2 separate regions of the Homo sapiens genome follow, and region 2 is linked to region 1. A link is a contact called in ENCODE Hi-C or POLR2A ChIA-PET data. All regions are on one chromosome and are shown on one strand. The core of a region is the stretch at or near the end of the contact, and the rest is flanking DNA. Distances in the headings are between cores, read along the strand shown. Region 1 holds the start of EIF2AK2 (eukaryotic translation initiation factor 2 alpha kinase 2). Region 2 holds the start of CDC42EP3 (CDC42 effector protein 3).

The links. A loop is a pair of places that touch in the nucleus more often than their neighbours do. ChIA-PET counts read pairs that join two places held with the same protein, here RNA polymerase II (POLR2A). Pooled maps may share reads with other maps.
Region 2: a loop to region 1 is called in a map of B cell, with 7 times the contacts of the local background. The contact joins the promoter of CDC42EP3 here to the promoter of EIF2AK2 in region 1. A Hi-C loop is called at or near these places in 2 of 168 maps with a recorded cell type or tissue (B cell and CD4-positive, alpha-beta T cell), 3 of 37 single-sample maps with no recorded cell type and 9 of 50 pooled maps. POLR2A ChIA-PET finds 5 or more read pairs at or near these places in 2 of 52 experiments (activated T-cell and activated naive CD8-positive, alpha-beta T cell).

What each region holds. Positions count from the first base shown.
Region 1 is chr2:37,152,893-37,159,629 of GRCh38, forward strand. It overlaps EIF2AK2 (eukaryotic translation initiation factor 2 alpha kinase 2), which reads right to left and starts at 4,088. Exons shown (of 17, transcript NM_001135651.3): 1 at 4,016-4,088. RefSeq lists silencers at 3,878-3,997, 4,198-4,387 and an enhancer at 4,018-4,147.
Region 2 is chr2:37,667,940-37,674,676 of GRCh38, forward strand. CDC42EP3 (CDC42 effector protein 3) reads right to left here and starts at 3,703. Exons shown (of 2, transcript NM_006449.5): 1 at 3,487-3,703. RefSeq lists silencers at 3,492-3,981, 4,152-4,211, 4,222-4,291, 4,512-4,681.

The sequences.
Region 1 (6,737 bases), core at 2,838-5,337:
CATCTATCCAAGTCTGAAAGCCATCAATCTGGGAGGCATCCTTGACATTTCCTCTCCCTGCCTTCTAATCTATAACTAAGTCCTGTCACCAAAATCTTTCTACTTCTCAAAGATGTCTACACTTACCATCCTAGTTCAAGCCAACACCACCTCATTCCTGGATTGCTGTGAGAATCTCAGAACCAGTTCCGACAGCTACTTCAATTCCTTCTCTACCCTGCAACCATTGTGATTTTTTTTTTTATGTTTTAAAATTGTGATAAAATACACATAACATGAAATGTACTATTTTTCAATGTATTAATTCCCTGCCTTTAAGTACATTCACAATGTTGTGTAGCCGCCACCACATCCACATCCACAACTCTTAATCTTTCCAAACAGAAAGTGTGTACCCATTAAACAGTAACTCCCCATTTCCCAGTCCTTTCAGTCTCTGCTAATCTTTTTTTTTTTTTTTTTTTTTGAGACAGGGTCTCGCTCTGTTGCCCAGGCTGGAGTGCAGTGGTGTGATCACAGCTTACTGCAGCCTTGAACTCTGGGCTCAAGCGATCCTCCCACCTCAGCCTCCCGAGTAGCTGGGACCATAGGCGTGGGCATGCCTGGTTAATTTTTTATATTTTCTAATCTCTCTTCTGTCTCTGTAAATTTGCCTGTTCTAGGTACCTCATATAAGTGGAATCAAACAGTATTTGTCCTTTTGTGTCTGGTTATTTCACTTAGCAAAATGTCTTCAAGGTTCATCTATGTTGTAGCATATGTCAGAATTCCTTTCCTTTTTAAGGCTGAATAATATTCCGTTGTGTATATATACCATATTTTGTTCATGCATTCATTTATGAATGGACACTGGTTATTTCAACCTTTTGGCCATCTTGAATCATGCTGCTGTGAACACTGGTATACATATATCTGTTTAAGTCCCTACTTCTGAATATTTGTGGTATATAAGTGGAATTGAATCACATGATAATTCTGTTTAACTTTGTGATGAATCACCAAATTGTTTTCCACAGTGGTTACACCCATGTTACATTTCCACCAGCAATGCACGAGGGTTCTAATTTCTCCACATCCTCACCATCACTTGTTATTATCTGTTTTCTTTTTTAATACAGCCACATCATGATCTTTTTAAAACATCAATTCAGTGGCCAGGCGCGGTGGCTCACACCTGTAATCCCAGCACTTTGGGAGGCCAAGGCGGGCAGATCACCTGAGGTCGGGACTTCAAGACCAGCCTGACCAACATGGAGAAACCCCATCTCTACTAAAAATACAAAATTAGCCGGGGTGGTGGCACATGCCTGTAATCCCAGCTACTCGGGATGCTGAGGAAGGAGAATCGCTTGAACCCAGGAGGTGGAGGTTGCGGTGAGCTGAGATCGTGCCATTGCACTCCAGCCTGGGCAACAAGAGCGAAACTCCGTCTCAAAAAAAAAAACAAAAACAAAACAAACAAACAAAAAAACATCAATTCAATCATGCAGTCTCCACAAGCCACTGAAATTGTTTTTGTCGAGGTTACCAATGGCTTCCCTATCACTAAATCCAGTAGTCAGTTCTTAGTCCTTCTCTACTTGACTTACAACCAGCATTTGATGGGGTTGCGCATCCTCTTCGCCCTCCTCTCCCTGTCTTAGCTTGGACTTTTAAGACACCCACTCTCCTAGTTTTCTTCTTTTGAGACAGAGTTTCGCTCTTGTTGCCCAGGCTGGAGTGTGATGGTGGCATCTCGGCTCGCTGCAACCTCTGCCTCCCGGGTTCAAGCGATTCTCCTGCCTCAGCATTCCGAGTAGCTGGGATTACAGGCGCCCACCACCACGCCCGGCTAATTTTTTATATTTTTAGTAGAGACGGGGTTTCCCCATGTTGGCCAGGCTGGTCTCAAACTCCTGACCTCAGGTGATCCACCCACCTTGGCCTCCCAAAGTGCTGCGATTACAGGCATGAGCCATGGCACCTGGGCCTGGTTTTCTTCTGTTCTGACAAGCTACTCCTTTTCTGTCTCCTTTCCTGGTTCATCTTCAACTTCTTTTCTTCTATTTTTTTTTTTTTAACCTTTTCTATGGTTCTAACTTCCTCTTTTCTAGATATTCTAGCATCACTGGGCCCGGTCCTTAGACTTGCTCTTTTCTACTTGGACTCACTCCCCTGGTGATCACCTCCAGGTTTGTGGCTTTAAATTCCACGGACACAATGATGGTTCTCAAAAGCACGCTTCCACCATGGACTCTCTCCTGAACTCCCAACTGCCTCTGTCCAACCTGCTCCCTCCTAAAATGCCCTTGACTCTATTCCTTCTGCTGTCTTGGCCTGGTCAATTTCTACTTCCTACAGATTTCAGCTCAAAATCCCAGACACTCCTTCACAGGCTCTTCCACAGTGCTCATCCCCTTTATTAAAATTGCTTATTTAACTATTTTCCAAAATAGAGCATGAATTACTACAGGTAAGGGACCAGGCTCAATAATGAATGAGTGAGTACCAAAATATCTCCAGATACCCCATCCAGGACTTGTCACCTGCTTTTCTCTACATTTATAGTGCAATATCTGCATTCTCTCTGTACCCACCAATATCCACTCATCTATCAGGATCAACACAGCCTTCTTTGATGCTGGAGGGTCAGCTAGTATGGGCTTGCCACTCCACCTTGCCCAACCTTCAACACAGCCCTGACTGCTTTTTAAACTAATTAGTGAGCTCTTTGGGGAGCAGATTCTACATCTTATTCACTCATCTGGAAGAAACCTCCATCATAATCACTAAAAAATAATATTTGTCCATCTTACTAATGCCCAGAAATTATTTTGGCTATGCCTCCACTTCCTTTCCAGCAGACTACATACAGCCTGGCCAACACGGTGAAACCCTGTCTCTACTAAAAATAAAAAAATTAGTTGGCTGTGCTGGCGGGCACCTGTAGTCCCAGCTACCTGGGAGGCTGAGGAAGGAAAATCGCTTGAACCTGAGAGGCAGAGGTTGCAGTGAGCCCAGATCGTGCCACTGCATTCCAGCCTGGCGACAGAGTGAGAATCTGTCTCAAAAAAAAAAAAAAAGAAAAGAAAAGAAAGAAAATGTCACCAGGTGATAACTACTATGTTGACAACCGAAGTAGTGGAAGGGGGAACAGCAAGGGCAGAGCGGGGTTTCTTGTATAGGCAGGTTGTTTGAGGAAGGCTGCTCTGATAAGCTGGCATGGGAAGCAGTGCAGGATAAGGGAGGGATTTCCCCATGCAGTTATCTGGGGAAGAAGCTTTCCAGAAAGAAGAAACAAGCAGTGCAAAGGCCTAGAGGCTGGAGGATGCTTGGCTGTGCACCAGGAACAGCAAGGAAGCCAGCGTGGCCGGAGTAGGGGGTGCGAGGGGCCTTGCCTGTGAGCCTTAATAAATGTTTATAGGATTCTGATGAGACAGGAAAGCTACGGGGAAGGTCGGAGCAGGGGAGAGTCTGGTTCTTACTTAAAGGAACATTCCAGATGCTGAGGTGTGGAGAAGAGGTAGGGGGTGGAGGTTCAGGGGTGAGGATACGGAGTGGGAACAGGAACTGCGGCCAGGCAATTGGGAAACTACTGCAACTCTCCACGGAAGAGATTTTTAGCCAAAGATTGTTCAGCCAGTCTATGAGTATTTCAGGCCTCCGTATTTTCCATGTGTCAAGCCACTAGGCCTATTCGTCTTCCACTAGACCCCGCCCCACAACTGCTGCCTGGGAAATATTTGTTACTTGCACTGATAAAAATTCTTCACGGGAAGGAAATGGCTTTCAGTCCCCACCCCGCTCCACGATCCTTTCCCTGGATTTGGGGAGGGCCCCACACCCGGGCTGCGGACCTGGGCCTGCTCTCCCAGTGCTGACCCAGCCGGGGCCAGGGGCTTCGGATCAGCGTCCGCGTCCTGAGCTGGGGACGCAGGATTGGCGAGTCCCGCCCCGGCTGGGCCTGCAGCCCCTCGTACGTGGCCCCCCGGCCCCCGCTCCCCGCGCTCCCTCGGCTGCCCCCTGCCCTGCTCACCTGCGCCGCCGCCGCCGCCGCCGCCGCCGCCGGCCGGAGACCCGCGGCTTCGGGAGAGCTGGTTCTCAGTTTCGTTTTCCCCTTGGACTCCGCCTTCCCTGCAGCCGCCCGGCCCCCTCTCGCACAAGCCCTCGTCTGCTACGGGATTGGGGTAAATTGGCGCTGGATCCAGAGTGCGCGCGAGAGGCACTGGCGGGCGGGCTTGGCACCGGCGGGCGGGCTTGGCACCGGCAGGCGGGCTTGGCACCCACGTGCTGCCCCTGCACGGCCAGGACCCTGCACCCCCATCCCCCGCCCCCGGGGCTCCTAGGGTTCTCCGCTGGCCTAGTCCGCTGGCCGCACTAGGTTCTCGAATCAAGGGTTCCACTTACTCTCAACACAAATATTTGGGGTGGGGTTGGGAAGATGGATCTTACCAGCTCCATTCTACAATAGAGGAAACTGAGTAAATGAACTCACCCAGGGGTCCTGCCGCTCGTAAGTGGCAAAGCCAGGATTCAGTTCAAGTCGGGGCCTGTAAACACCAAAGCACTCTTTCCCTCTTGCCACACCGCGGCCCCCTCACCTTTACAAGCCTGGGGATCAGAGGCCTGGGGGCGTAATCTCCTTCACTCCGCTCCCACCCATCCATTCATTCATGAGCAGACACTTGCCAGCCGCTGTAAAAGCACCTGTGGGCCAGTCCTGCTGCTAAATAGAGACACCTGCTTCCTACAGTACCCCAGGGAGCTTCCTACCATAGTCCAACACCAGTAGTCCTCGATTTATAGAAATTCTACTCACCTGATGGACTGCGACACACTCCCAGAGTCACACAGAGTTCCAGAGTTCATTGGCACAGTGACTAATGAGTATTGAGGCACAGAGAATTTGGATTAACACAGGTAGTAAGCAGCGGAGTTAGAATTATAACCAGGAGTTTGTACTCTCAGTATCTTAGCTGGGATAAGAGAGGAAGGTGGTCCAAAGACAGACCTCAAATATACATTAAATATTATGCCTAGGCCGGCGCGGTGGCTCATGCCTGTAATCCCAGAAATTTGGGAGGCTGAGACGGGCGGATCACCTGAGGTCAGGAGTTCAGGACCAGCCTGGCCAACATGGCAAAACCCCGTCTCTACTAAAAAACACAAAAATTAGCTGGGCGTGGTGGCAGGCACCTGTAATCCCAGCTACTCCAGAGGCTGAGGCAGGGAGAATTGCTTGAACCTGGGAGGCAGAGATTGTAGTGAGCTGAGATCATGCCACTACACTCCAGCCTGGGTGACAGAGTGGGACTCCAATTCAAAAAAAAAAAAAAAAAATTACACCTAGGCAGGCATCCTCTCCAGCCTCCCTTCTCCATCCCCCAACAACCCCACATTGCAGGGTATCAACAACTAAAATCTACACTTTCCTTGTAGCTCTGGTCCTGGGCATAGCTTAAGTCCCCTATATGTAAAGCACTGGCGGGAGGTTTAGAAGGTAGACATGAGGCAGAGCCATCTTTTTGTGGCATTTCCAGGTGACAAGAAAACTCTGACAGTGCTGTGTGTCCATTTGTCAGCTTTGTGGGTGTGGGATGGCTGTGGCAGCAGCAATGGCAGTAGCAAGGACAAGTTTTTCTGACTTTTTGAGCCCCTGAACTGCCCAAGAGAGCTTAAAGAATGAAAAATGGCAAGCTTAAGCATGATCAGAGGACACACGCTTTTATGACTGTACCAGAAAACCCTCCTATTTCAGGGAGCCTCAGGGGTGATGTAAAAATCTGCCTTCTCTGCTGGGGAAAGATTTGGAAGGAATGATATCAGAGGGTTGGTGATGAGGTCCAGGGGAATGATATGATATGGGTGAACCTCTTGGAATGGGTAAAGTGTGAGCATATTGGACTCCCTGAGGAGCCCAATTCCCTACTGTCTGGGCTCTCAGCTGCAAAGCTTGGTGCTGCAGGCACCAGAATTACAATATAATTGTTTTGAGACAGAGTCTTGCTGTGTTGCCGAGGCTGGAGTGCAGTGGCACAATCTTGGCTCACTACAACCTCTGGCTCCCGGGCTCAAGCAATTTCCCTGCCTCAGCCTGCCAAGTAACTGGGATTACAGGCGTGTGCCACCGCACCTAGCTAATTTTTGTATTTTTAGTAGAGAAGGGGTTTCACCATATTGGCCAGCCTGGTTTGGAACTCCTAACCTCAAGTGATTCCCCCACCTCGGCCTTCCAAAGTACTGAGATTACAGGCGTGATCCACCGCGCCCAGCCTAGAATTACAACAAAAATTTTCATTTGCAGCCTCATCAGGTCTCTTCTGTGAACACTGAGGGCATTGATTGTGAAAGAAAGAAGCCCTGGGAATTTGGGTGGATTTGAATGAATCCAAGTGCCACTGCCCTCCTAAATTCTGCTGTGTCTCCACAGGCTTCCCACCATTGTCTGATAAGGCTGGTACAGCCTACATTAAAAAGCATGAAACAGTCACCCTGCAAGGAGGTGCTGATTCTCCAAATATCCTATCTCTACCTGTGCCTTCACTCCTAGAACTAGAATCAGATGCTAATGCGCCCCAAGAGGATATGGACAAGATCTGATGGAGGGGTGATGCTTTACACAACAAAAGAGCAACAGAAAGCAAGAAATAGACATGGCAATGAGTCTAAAGATGACGTGAAGAAAGCTGAAAGTTGAGGCTGAGCGCGGTGGCTCATGCTTGTAATCCCAGCACTTTGGGAGGCCGAGGTGGGCGGAT
Region 2 (6,737 bases), core at 2,453-4,952, 510 kb after region 1:
AATATAATAGTCTGCCTTATCCTCCACGGATATGTTCCAAGACCCCCAGTGGGTGCCTGAACCTTGGACAGTACTGAACCCCATATATACTATGTTGTTTTTTATACATACATACCTGTTATAAAGTTTAATTTGTAAAGTAGGCACAGTAAGAGATTAACAATAGAATAATTATAACAATGTAATAAAAATTACATGAATATGGTCTCTTTCTTTCTTAAAATGCCCCATATTCACCTATTTTCAGACCATGGTTGACTATGGGTAACTGAAACCCTGGAAAAGAAAACCACGGGTAATTGGGGACCACTGTACTATCTCTCTCAAAGAATAGTTATGAATATTACATGACAGAACCAGTATTAAGTACCTAGGAAAAAAACAAAAGCAACATTGAAAACCTCAACCTTTTATTGTGGCTACTCTGGGCCAGGCACTGTTCTGAGTACATAATCTTTTTTAACTCCTTTAATCCTCAGGGAAATAATATTATCTCCATTTTACAAAGGATAAACTGAGGTAAAGGTGAGGTAACTTGCCCAAAGTCACACAGGTGTTAAGTGCCAGAACTAGGACATGTGCCCAGGCAGCCTGACTCGGAGGCTTCAGAAGTTCAGTTTTTTTTCCCATCCCCTTAACCCAAAGAGCTGCTGACTTTCACATAGGATTAGCCACTCATGCCTGCACATATTGTGTTGTTAAACTGCACACGCATGTTTAGGTTTTGCTTACTGCACAACTTTGGGTAAGTTATATAACTGGTCTATCCTCAGTCTCTACACCAGCAAAATGGGGATACAACGGTTCTTTCATTAGATGATTGCTAGAAACAAGTAAGATAATCAAGACAAAAGGCTGAGAAGAGTGCTTGACACATAGGACGGGCTCCACTTAGGAAGTGCTTTTAACATCCAAAGTAATGAACAATGCAATATATTAGGAAAATTCTTGGTCTTCTATGGCTTGGTGAGGCACACAAGATTTTGTGGCTGGCTGAATCCAGTATTTTCAAATGGCTATCCTTGTTCTCTGGCAAACATACTGCATTTAAAAATAGATTTCTCATTCAATCAATGAAAAGAAATACAGGTTCACAGGATTCTGGTTAGTAAGAAATGAGACTGGGCCTAGATAAAATCTGACTGAAAGCAAGAATCTGAATAACAATAATAATAATAATAATACGATCAGAGCAGTCTTCTTGGAGGTTTTTAGGTTACGAATTATATTCCACCCACTGGATAAATGTTACAGTTAATGGTCAAAGAATTTGTGAAAAATCTATGGCCTGGCTAAAAAAAAAAAAAAAAAAAAATCTTTGGGTGATACAGGTGAAAGCAATTTTATCCCCAACACTGTTGAATACCAGGAACTTTATACATGAAAAAAGCACAGCTTTTGTGAGCATGTTGGACATAAAACAAAACACCACATTAAAGGAAAGGCTGGAGCGCAGACAGGGCAAATGAACTCATGTGAGCCCTTCTGCAATCACTGTTACGGCTTTGTATTTATTCATCTTGCACCGCACTTAAATGTGCAATAAAAAGCAAAAAGTGTGCAACACTTATTACTCTAGCTGCTTTTACTTGTTCCATAGAGATACGTGAAACAATTTCACTGCTCAGATTGAGGGAAAGAGGAGCTCATCTCATTTCAAGCCTGTAGCTGCTGCCACAGCCTCAGCACCATGTTCTAATCATAGAATTCATCATGTAAATCTCTAGCAGATGATGCCATTGGAAAACAGAAACTGCCATGGATCCAGAAATGCTTCCAAATTTCTCCTCTAAAGTTCTTATCTGTGAGCCCAGAGGCTGGTGCTGTTTTATTCAAATGGGTGAGGCCCATTGGGAAACCCGCATTCTTTGGGAGACTTTATGAAGAATTTCAACCATTCCTTGACTATAGAAAGGGCCTTTATCATTTATTTCACATATGAAAATGCTAAATATTTCACAACTACTCCAACTTATTTCTGAGTGTCTAAATCTATTCTGAAAAGGGTATGCATCACACACATACCTGTGTAGCTTATTAACTACCAATAAGAGCTCACACAAATTGCAGGGGGTATGAAAGAGTAGACTTCTGGAACTGTCCAGAAAAGAAGAGAAGGTACATTTCCTGGTTTTAAGATGAAAGAGCTTGTGTAAATTAGAACATTACAGGAGCCTTTTAAATTGTCTTAGGGATACCTTTGGGGCATCATCGCTGGTTCCTGGTGAGTCTTTTTTCTCCCTGTGATGTTAACAGGAAGTCCCTAAAACTGGCTTTGCTATTAAAATACAGACATCTGCTGCTCTCCTAATTTTTGTTCCTTTTAAAAGGCAGTACTCCCAAGAAACTCTTGGATATTGTGAGAATTAAGAGCTGGGAGATGGGGATGGAATCTTTGTCTCCCTAACACATTCATCAGTTCCCTCCCTAGAGCCCCCCTACAACCTCAGCACACAGCAGCAGCCCACTCCTCCAAATACGCCAGGGCTGGAAAGATTCATGTTGCAATACCCTCCTGACATTCCTCATTTTAATTCGCTCACTTTTTTTTTTTTTTTTTTTAAACAAAATGTAATTACTTGACTGTCAGCCTAGGCTGCACTCTGGGGCTTTTACTCCTTTCAACACAGCTGCGCTCCCGGCTTTGATGCTGCTGTCCACGCAGCTTGTCCCAGCCACAGCCTGGCTCTCAGTAATGTAACATTCAAGTGCATATTTATTTTTAAACTGACCTCTCCTAGACTGCACAGTATAAAGGAGATCCTGCCCAAAAATATGCTACTTTCTATTTATAAGATGAAACACATGCCTCCCAAAGTCGAGAGAGGGATAGAGTATAATAATTCATAACGAAAAAATGGCCAGATCCATTCATCCTCACATGTCTGATACTTGTCTGTGTCAAGCCACTTAGTTTCAAGGAGAAAGGGAAGAAAACAAAAAACAAAAAACCTTGTAAACGTCTCAGCTGTTCACCGTCAAAAAACAAAAAAGTCAATATCCAGATCTGCAGGTTGGCGCCCCACTAACAATGTCCTCCATTAAGAAAGAGGAGGGCACCGGGCAGGCGATGCCACGGCAGAGCTGTGCGATGCACCCATGTGCGGCCCTGGTACCAATCCATGATGCGAGGGGCGCGGTAGCCAAGCGCGGCTTGTTCTCAGATGGAAAAATGCTATACGCGCCCAGAATGGCTCTGCCAATAGCTCGGAGGGTGCAATGTGGCCGCGCAGCCCCACCCTGAAAAGTAGTGGGCACAAATGGTGGAGCTCTGAGTCCTGGTCGTGCCGCCGGACCCCCTCCTGGCTTGCTTTATGTCCCCTTCGTTCCGTTGGACACTAGATGGGAAAGCGATGCCCTGGGTATCCCGACTCCCTGCTGGTTTCCCAGCCTAACACCAGCGCACGCCGGAAGCGGCCACGGCCGCGGGCGGGACAGACTCACAGACAGGTAGAGAGGAAGGAGCCCTGGGCTGCCCCGACTCACCGGCCGCCGCTGAGGATCCCAGCCGCTGCCCCGGGCCTCCCGCGGGCGCACGCAATCCCTGCCGCTGTGCGCAGATCCAGCCGAGTCTGCCGGCGTGGTGCCTGCTCACCGCATTATCCGCTCCGAGACGGCGTGAAGGCGCCCCAGGCCGGTGGCCGGGTCTCCGGGCTAGCCCCGCGCTGCGGTCCCCCGGCCGCGAGAGAAGGTGCGCGCGACTGAGCGCGGGGCGGCCGGACGCGAGGACTGAACCTGCGGAGGGCGGGGCGGCGCGGGGCGGGGCCGGCGGCGCGGGGACTCACTGGGGCGGGGCGGAGGGCGCGGGCAGCGGGGCCGACCCTCCCAGCCGCGGTACCTGTGCCCTGGCCCGGGGCCAACCGGTGGCCGGGCGCGCGCGCGGGGGGGGGTCACCGTTGGACCCTCGGAGGACAATGGGCGCCCATTGTTACCTCCCCAGCGCCACCCCCCAGTAGGCGACTTCTCTCGGAGAAGATGCCGCTTTCGACTCCCTAAGCACAAAGAAAGGTCGCCGGACGCTCGGTTTAAAGAGGGACCCGGAGGTGCTGCCGCCCGGGTGCACGGGGACAATAGGACTCCGCCCGCACCCCGGACTCCCGCACTAAAACTCGTGCGCCCACCTCTCCCGATCCCAACAGGCCGACCTAGCTGTGCGAGTGGCGGGCGGTGACCCGCAGGGAAGCGAGGCCACCTGAGTGCGCCGCCCCGGCCAGGCCGCAGCTCCCCAGGTCCCTCTCAGCCCGGGCTCCGGTGGGCGCGGAGGGGGAGGGTCGCGTTCTGTCAGTTTCTAGCTCGCTCCCCTCAGAGCTGCAGCCAAAACCCGGAGAGTGGAATAAGCGCCCTGAAGATGCCGGAGCTCCCGGCTGAGCAACTGGACACGCGACGAACAGCAGACGCTACAGGTTCTCCTACCCAGAGGGAGGCGTTTCTTCTCCCTCAGGGTCTTTCAAAAGGATTTGCCTAAAGCTGGGGCAAGCCGGTGGCGGCTGCCCCAGACGCGCGACGAGGCGCAAGTGGCGCAGCTGCCGGCCCGAGAGAGTAAAATTCAGGCCGCGGTGGCACCTGCGCCCGCCGGTCACCCGGCCACCGCCAGCGCCGCCGCCCGGCGCGCCCCTCCCCTCCGCCGGGGCCGGAGCGTGAACCGGGTTAATGAATGCTAATTTTCTTAATCGGCCTCCGTCTCTTCCTCCTCCGCGAGTCGTCGGCCTGGGGAAGGAGTAGGCGACAGGAAAGGGCGGTGTTTTCCGGCTGGGAGGTCCCAGCCCGCATGGTCAGCCAGGGGAGGGGGCTGGGACCCCTGGGAGTCGGACGCTGGGGGCCTGGCCTCTGCCCTGAGACTCTCGGGTTGGATGGAAATCCTGGCACAACGCGGAGAACCTCCCGGATACCTTGGCTTTGCCGAGAGATATCAGCTTCAGGTCATCACCGCGGTGCCCTGGGTCTGTCTGAAACCTTAGAGGGTGCGCCTTAAGCCGATGTTGTAAACCCAGGCTGACTTTAAGGTGAAGTGAAAAGGAAACGCACACAATCTGGAAAGCAAAATACTTGGGTGGGGTGTTAAAAGCCTCAAAGAAAAATAGTAGTTGGCAGGTCAAATGGCCATGAGGTTGGAAGTCAAATACGAAACTCGGCTGAAGTGATGTTAGAAGTTTGACAAGCAAAAACAGTCCGTGAAGATAAGAGACCCAGCATTGTTTCCCTTCTTCAAAAGACAACTCGTCCAAAGTTTCCTTTGGCAGATACCTGGATTCTACTCCAGATTCCTGAGCATTTTACTTGGGTTTCATATTTCAAAATATATGTTCCATTTGGCACTAATGTATATATTTTATATATTAATTTATTGAAAAATATTAAATGTTCCTGGCCTACTTAGAAAAAGGTATTTTTATAAATATTTATGCATAGTTTTCATTACATAGGGTATTTTATAAGTCCAAATAATATGTGTATATATATAAAATACCACATGCAAAATTCCTTTTGAACACATAAAGACATTCCCGACACACATGTCTTGTATGTAATTTTTTTCACGTGATCTATTGTTAGCTGCTGTTAAAAGCACTTTATTTCTACATGGCCAAATAAATAACTTCTTTTACAGTTTTTGCAAATATAGAGTGGCAGTTTGTCTGAAACGGCATTTTTATTCTAAAACCTATTTTTACTTTTCTACATTATCCCTTGCCTTTTAGAGGCTTTCTCTCCCTCTGCCGTTTTTAAATGAGACTTCACTGCTGGACTCTAAACAGTTATCCAGGACCTGCTCATTCAAGGGCCTGGTGGTTTGATTTATCTTGGCTCCTTTGGCCTCGCCTCCCCACCCCTCCCCTGCCCTCCCCTCCCCACCCCTCCGCTTCCCTCCCCTCCCCTTCCCTTCCTTTCCTTTTTTTTTTTTTTCCCCCAGGGTCTCAAACTCCTGGCCTCAAGTGATCCTTCTGCCTCAGCCTCCGAAAGTGCTGGGATTACAGGCATGAGCCACCATGCCCTGTGCCTCACGTTATTTCTTTGTACTGAACATCTTCAGTGAGTAACTGATCCCTCATATAGTGAATTATTCTTCCAAATGAGTGCATTTCCTGTGCTAACTATGATAGCTTGTAGAGTTGATGGATTTAGGTTTCAACATGTTATGGGAGTCTACTACCGGAAGAGAGGAAAAAGCTTTGCTTCAGGAAGATTTTAGGAGTTTTGAGATTCTGCTGTGAATTTTGGAAAGGTTTAGCCTTAAAAACATTTGGTGGTAACCTTAGAAGCCTGGTATCTGTAGACCACCTGTCAGGCCCAACAGTGGGCTGTTTTTCTATTAGTCCCTACTTGGGAGAAAAGCCAAGTAGTATTGTCAGTGCCCTTGCTGTCCAGAAACCTGTGATCTACCTAAGTGCAGAGAGCACCTTGCCAGTGTACACAAGCAAATGCTGACCACATTCTAGTCTCTTGCTACCAAGTATGGTCCCAGGACCAGCAGCACCAAGCCTCACTCCAGGGCTACCAAGTTGGAATCTTCAGTCTAATGAAATGTGGATAGTTTGCGTGCAGATTTAATGTTTGAGAAGCACCGTCCATGAGTGCTTGGTGGTTCTCCACCTTTCAAAGCTACAAACTCATTTGAAAATCTCATGGGATTTATGAGCACCCTTGGAAAAGCATATTGATTGATACACAAAATTTTTCATATGCAGTTTCAGAGTTCCTGTAAATAATCTATTGATGCCAGGGAAGTCCTAGGTTAA